Linked DNA regions of Homo sapiens: region 2 is linked to region 1. The links are chromatin contacts, found by Hi-C or POLR2A ChIA-PET in ENCODE. All regions are on one chromosome and are shown on one strand. Each heading gives the region's core, a stretch centred on a gene start or an enhancer-like site at or near the end of the contact. The rest is flanking DNA. Distances are from core to core; before and after follow the strand shown.

The links. A loop is a pair of places that touch in the nucleus more often than their neighbours do. ChIA-PET counts read pairs that join two places held with the same protein, here RNA polymerase II (POLR2A). Pooled maps may share reads with other maps.
Region 2: a loop to region 1 is called in a map of endothelial cell of umbilical vein, with 5 times the contacts of the local background. The contact joins the enhancer-like site here to the promoter of TIMM8B in region 1. A Hi-C loop is called at or near these places in 1 of 168 maps with a recorded cell type or tissue (endothelial cell of umbilical vein) and 5 of 50 pooled maps. POLR2A ChIA-PET finds 5 or more read pairs at or near these places in 9 of 52 experiments (AG04450, BJ, H1 and 5 more).

Annotation. Positions count from the first base shown.
Region 1 is chr11:112,085,181-112,088,005 of GRCh38, reverse strand. TIMM8B (translocase of inner mitochondrial membrane 8 homolog B) reads left to right here and starts at 1,250. Exons shown (of 2, transcript NM_012459.4): 1 at 1,250-1,366; 2 at 2,544-2,825. The coding sequence starts at 1,283. The coding sequence ends at 2,711. It overlaps SDHD (succinate dehydrogenase complex subunit D), which reads right to left and starts at 1,133. Exons shown (of 4, transcript NM_003002.4): 1 at 1,047-1,133; 2 at 33-149. The coding sequence starts at 1,098. RefSeq lists enhancers at 1-169, 863-1,132, 496-1,695.
Region 2 is chr11:112,118,870-112,122,473 of GRCh38, reverse strand. No RefSeq gene overlaps it. Among named protein-coding and RNA genes, the nearest start is that of SDHD, 34 kb to the right of the region's middle. Within about 2 kb of position 2,018, at least 8 of the 41 ENCODE cell types and tissues checked have a DNase peak (open chromatin) inside an H3K27ac peak, as active enhancers do; they include Panc1 and endothelial cell of umbilical vein, where a contact is called at or near this core.

The DNA.
Region 1 (2,825 bases), core at 1-2,500:
CCCAGAAAGCAGCAGCGATGGAGAGAACATACAATGGTGGCTCGGTGACAAGTGTATGTGCTGCACTCCACACCATTCTGGGATAGGTCGGTCCTGAAGAAATGCTGAGATATGAGCAGGTCTGACCACTGGAGTTCGAAGCAACAGAGCTGAGGAAAGAGTCATTAGGATGATCATAAGAACCTCTCCTTTAACAGGACTGACAAACTTTCTAAATGACCATAGGTAAGCTACTTAACAATAAATAGGGGATAACATCTTATTTGTAAAATGAAGATAGCATCTATTTCACTGGGGTTACTGTGAAGTTAAGACCAGGGAACATCTGCATGTTCCCTACTTTATTTAATGACACCTCAGGCATTCTTTAACCTAACTCAGTAATCTGGAAATCATGAGAGACTTTTCCCCTAAATTCAATCGCCAAATCCTATTGGCGTATCTCTTTAACAGTTCTTGAGACAATCTTCTTTTCTTTGTGCTACTTTCCTAGTTCAGGACCTCATCTTGCCCGGACTACTATGACAGTGTTTTCCTCATCAGAATGAAAGCTCGTTGAGGGCGGGAACTACGTTTTCTTCACATTTGTATCCTAGCATTACTACAGTACCTGAGGTAACACAAATGCCCAGGTTAAATGATTTTCGAACTGATCCCCCCTCCACTCCCACATCCAAACACACCAACTCCAGAAGAAATGGGCAAGCTCCTAACCCTCTTTCCCGACTCAGGGTGGGAGCGAGTGGGGAGCATTCTAGGGACAGTGAACGGGGAGAAAACAGAACTGCTATGTGGATTAGCCTCATCAGGACTGCGACTTCCAGAGGGAGCTCTCTTTCTGATTATTCCCTCAACTCGTCAGCTCACAGCAAGTGAAATATACCTTCGGGTAAACATCTGGACCCCTAGACTACAGTGGTCATTGCTGTGATTTCGGTATTTTCTTCTCCTCAAGAGATCTCCCACCCGGCAGATGAGTCCTCACTTCCATCCCCTTCCCTGGCTGGAGGCTACGCTAAGCACCTCAGGGTGGGAAGACCCCTCACCTCGGCCTCCTAGGGCACCGCAAACGGCACTCAGCCTCCAGAGAACCGCCATCTCGTTCCTGAGGGCTCAAGGTCATCCACCAACCCGGAACCACTTAGGCGACAATTCCCACCCACGACGACGAAAGAAAACAGGGAAGAGGAAATGCTGGGTGAACCGGAAGTCGAGAGGCGGTGCACACCCGTCGCGCATGCGCAAACACAGCTGTCGGAAGGTGGCGAGCCTGAGGCGAACAATGGCGGAGCTGGGCGAAGCCGATGAAGCGGAGTTGCAGCGCCTGGTGGCCGCCGAGCAGCAGAAGGCGCAGTTTACTGCACAGGTGCGGGGACGGGGAGGGTGAAGGGAAAGGAAGTTTCACCTTCCTTGGTGGTCCTGGGCACGCTCGGAGGTCTGTACACTGGCGGCTCACTGGTGCTCGATCCCGGCTGCATCCCATTCCCCTCACGAAAGACAAAGTTATGGCTCTCCTGTCCCTGGTGACCGGTAGTGCTCAGGTGCCAGGTATATAAGCGTAGCGTGGAGAAAAGAAAAGGTGTAAAACAGGGAAGATTTGGGCGACGCAAGGGTACGGGAGACTAGTTAGCCGGCGACATGACTGGGCTGGCATTCGAAAGATCTGGGTTCTCATCCTCCCTCTGCTCCTTGCAGGCCACGTGCCCGTAGAAAAGATACTCATCCACTGTGGGTTTTGGTGTCGCCGTCACCCCACTGCCTCACTGGATTGTGAGGATCATATGCGACAATGTATTTGAAAACGACTAGAACATTATCGGAGGAAGGTGGACTCTGAAGTAGTCGCTGTAGACTATGGATGTAGAACAAGGGTTTGGAGCCCTTCGGACATGGTTCTAACGCGGCCTGACTTCTTGCTGGCTACATGACCTTGGACTACATAATCACGCCTCTTAAATGGGAGGTGATGACAGCTATCCTTGAGGACCTTAGAGAGAACTGATTTCTTAGTACCCAGCCTCACAAATAGTAAGCTCTTGGTAAAATGGTTTTTTCCTTTTGGGTGGGAGGAAGAGGGTGCTCGGATGACCAGCAAGAACCCTGGCTAGAAATCTTTGGGCCCTGAACATTCTAATGACAGTGCACATAATTTCTGTGCCTGTATGTGCATTTTTCTGGGGAGTGGATCCATAACCCCCAAAAGGTTAATGGAAGAATTACCTTGTCTAGGGGATAGGTTTGGAATAAAATGAGTGCAATAGTTTGGGAAAATTAATTGGTTCCCTAGTTGGTTCACAATGGTGCTAGCTACTTTGGGGAATATAAAAGGTTATTAGTCCTACCTGAGAATGTACAATCTGTAGGGACGAGGATCTGGATCAATATTGGTGACTAATTAGGAAATGAAGAAAGAGAAGAGCCCAAAGTGACTCCGTGGTTGATTTAAAGAATGGTTTTGTCAGGTGTCAAAAAGTGAGAAGTTAATAAACAAGAGTTAGGCCTATCTGCAGACCCCAATGGTTACTATTTTTCTTTCCTTTTAGGTGCATCACTTCATGGAGTTATGTTGGGATAAATGTGTGGAGAAGCCAGGGAATCGCCTAGACTCTCGCACTGAAAATTGTCTCTCCAGCTGTGTAGACCGCTTCATTGACACCACTCTTGCCATCACCAGTCGGTTTGCCCAGATTGTACAGAAAGGAGGGCAGTAGGCCATCCCCCAGGAGAATGACAGAAGCAAAGGACTTGTTACTAAGCAGATTTAAGGGTCAGTGGGGGAAGGCTATCAACCCATTGTCAGATCAGCATCAGGCTGTTATCAAGTC
Region 2 (3,604 bases), core at 769-3,268, 34 kb before region 1:
GTTATTATAATATCCAACTGCACACACCCTCACCTCCCAACCTTTAATGCTCAGCGCCCACACACAAGTCCAGTTTCATCTCCAAAGGCATGCAGTTTCATCCCCCTTAGGCTTGCAGGCTCCTTTGTGAGTCTAAGTGTCAGAAGACGGGGAAAGAGAGGCTCAAGCTTGTTTGGCATTTGAGGCCAAAAGATGACCCCATCACCACCAGACTGGTTGTTCCTGGAAGGGTCACTGTAGGAGCTAGGGTCACAGATGTCCCAAGAAGGTCTAAGGGGCTTTCCACTTGCTGCAACAGTCTAGACTAAAGAGTTCCTTGAAAAAAAAACAAGCTCATGTCTCACCGTTAGTTCAGTCAGGGGTTCTCAAGACAACAGCTCTGTGGACATAGTTACTTTCTCAGGAGGTAAGTCTGCCCCAAGACAGCTGGGTAAGGCCAGCTTCCAGCACCAGCCATTTCACATGCCAAAAGCTGTGCCCTTCTCCTGCTGCCTTCGCCAGTGCAGGGGCCGTCAAGCTGGTTTCATCTCCAGCCATTGTGGTAATTTTATGGCAGGAAACTGGAACTCCTGGCCTTATCTGCCCCCAAGTCTAGAACTGGACCGTGCAGTTTCCTTCCAATGAAGGTGCCCTAACCTTGACGCTGAGAGTGGTAAGAGATTGGACTCTTAGAGCTTGTCCTTTCGAGAGGTTCTTGAGTCCTTTATACAAAATTTTGACCTCTTCTTTAAAGCTATGGACATTGAAGAAATTGGAAGGAAGGGAGGTACAGTTATATTCTTTCCCTAGGGCATTATAGGAAAAAAGTCACAATTCCATAGCAAAAAAAGCCAATTGAGTGATTTCCTTGAGTAATTTTTACTGTAAGTGATTTGCTGCCTCTGCTTAAAAGTCAAGAAGTAGCATCTTCTTTAAGTTCTGCCTCACCAGGCTTCCAGCTACACTTAAAATTAATTAGCTAAGAATGTAGGAAATCATCTTTCTGTGTTCTCAATGCCCAAAGTCAGCCTTGAAAGTAAAGTGTACTTCTCCTTTGCAATGACGAAAAGGAGGTATGTTTTAGAAATAGACTTTGACTAACTAGTCCTACTGACATTCTAAAGCAATCAAAATCACAATGCCCTTTTGTTTGTTTGTTTGCTTTTTGAGAGGACAGGACTGCTTCATTCCAAAACACCCATAAATTAAAATTAATTTCAAAACACCTCCAAAATAGAATAGTTTTTGCCATAGTTCTGAGTCATTTTTTAACATCTTTCTTCTTAATTGGATATTATATCCCTAATAATTCATACCTTTTTGTTTTCTGGTTTTTTTTGGGGGGGGGGTTGGTTTGGTTTGGTTTTTGGTTTTTGAGACGGAGTCTCGCTCTGTCGCCCAGGCTGGAGGGCAGTGGCGAGATCTCGGCTCACTGCAAGCTCCGCCTCCTGTGTTCATGCCATTCTCCTGCCTCAGCCTCCCTAGTAGCTGGGACTACAGGCGCATGCCATCACGCCCGGCTAATTTTTTTTTTTTTTGTATTTTTATTAGAGACGGGGTTTCACCGTGGTCTCAATCTCCTGACCTCATGATCCGCCCACCTCGGCCTCCCAAAGTGCTGGGATTACAAGCGTGAGCCACCGCGCCCTGCCAATTCATACCTTTTAAAGCATATAGAAGAGTTTGAAACAAAGTGGATTAACTACCGTGATTTTTTAAACTACAGCTATTACTACAGTACTGCCAGAGTACAATTGATTTAGCTCATCGTTGCAACTGCCCAACTGAGCAATAGGAGTGGGTTTTTCCACCCAATTTTGTGGGAAACGACCTGAAGAGAAAGTTATATTGATGTTAAGCAGCTCCACTATCCGCGTGACTAATCTTGGTTCATAAGTTTCATTGGGCCTATGACTCACTTCTCTATTTTAGATATTTATTGCCCAGGAAATAACACTGATACCATTAGAACCCGTTTCCAGTTTGAACGATGCCAAAATTACAAGTCAGCACAGGAAAAAGCTCAGCTCCTATGTGTTAATTACAACATCAATGCAAGCAAAAAAGAAAAAAGTTTGAGCTTTTGCAATCCTTCATTTATCCAGCATTTGTGACCAATGGGATGTTCTATATGTTGAGAAGGAGAAAGAGGACAGTCGACGGACCAGACCAGACTGCCCTGCTTGTCTGAGCCTTGGTGTGATCGCCAGGGGGGAATGCATATGGGGTTCAAGTTTAAGGGTCACAACCTTACATTTGTCCAGTTACCCGTATTAAAGATTAAGTGCTAGCCATGCTCTTAAGACATAGGACATAAGCCAAAATATAAATGTATTCATTTTTTATGCACACACACACACACACACACACACACAATAAAACTGTCAAATGAACAAAATTCCAGTGTCCATTAGTCAATATCCTGACTTCCCAGTTTTTTAAAAAAAGTCTCTTTAGAAACCAAGCCATTATCAGAAGTTTGCTTTGAACACATTTTATTGGCTTATGTGCCTGTCCATCAAGTCTGTGAGCTTCTGGTGTCTTTTTTTTTTTTTTTTTTTTTGAGACAGAGTCTTGCTCTGTCGCCCAAGCACGATCTTGGCTCACTGCAACCTCCACTCCCCCAGGTTCAAGCGATTCTCCTGCCTCAGCCTCCCAAGTAGCTGGGACTACAGGCATGCACCACTACGCCCGGCTAGTTTTTGTATTTTTAGTAGAGATGGAGTTTCACCATCAGCCTGTTGGCCAGGCTGGTCGCGAACTCCTGACCTCAAGTGATCCACTCACCTTGGCCTCCCAAAGTACTGGGATTACAGGCGTGAGCCACCACGCCCAGCCTCCTGGTATCTTTTTCATCTCTGTATCCCCAGGACCCAGCACAGTGCCTGGTACATAGTAGATACTTAAATATTTTTTAATATATGAGTGAGTGAATAATAAGATGTATATGAACCCATCTGCAAATTTTAAGGTGGTGTCATTAAGCTATGACAGATGAATGTACCCATCTTCACAGCAGGAGCAGTGGACTTATGAAAGCAAACACAGGAAACAGGGGAAGATGCACATGTATTAAGTCACGATTAACAGCTGGGCGCGGTGGCTCAGGCTTGTAATCCCAGCACTTTGGGAGGCTGAGGCAGGTGGATCACTTAAGCCCAGGAGTTGGGTAATGGCCGACACAGCATGGTGAAAGCCCATCTCTACAAAAAAAAAAAAAAAAAAAATTAGACGGGCATGGTGGTGTACACCTGTAGTCTCGTTACTTGGGAAGCTGAGGTGGGAGGATGGCTTGAGCCCCGGAGGTCGAGGCTGCAGTGAGCTGTGATTGTGCCACTGCATTCCAGCCTGGGCAACAGAGCAAGACCCTGTCTCAAAAGAAAAAAAAATAATTAATTTTTTTAAAATTATGTAAAAGCAAGATTAATGTTGTAATGCCAATTAATGTTTTTAGATGACATTGTGAGAGACATAAAGTACAGAAAATAAGGCTTTCAACGCATTTTAGACAACCAAAGTACATTGACGTGAAGAGGGAGAAGAAAGGAACCCTCAAAACTAAAACTTCCTACTTGTGCCACTGTGTCCACCAACTCAGAAACGTGGGCTTCTGTACCTCATGGAA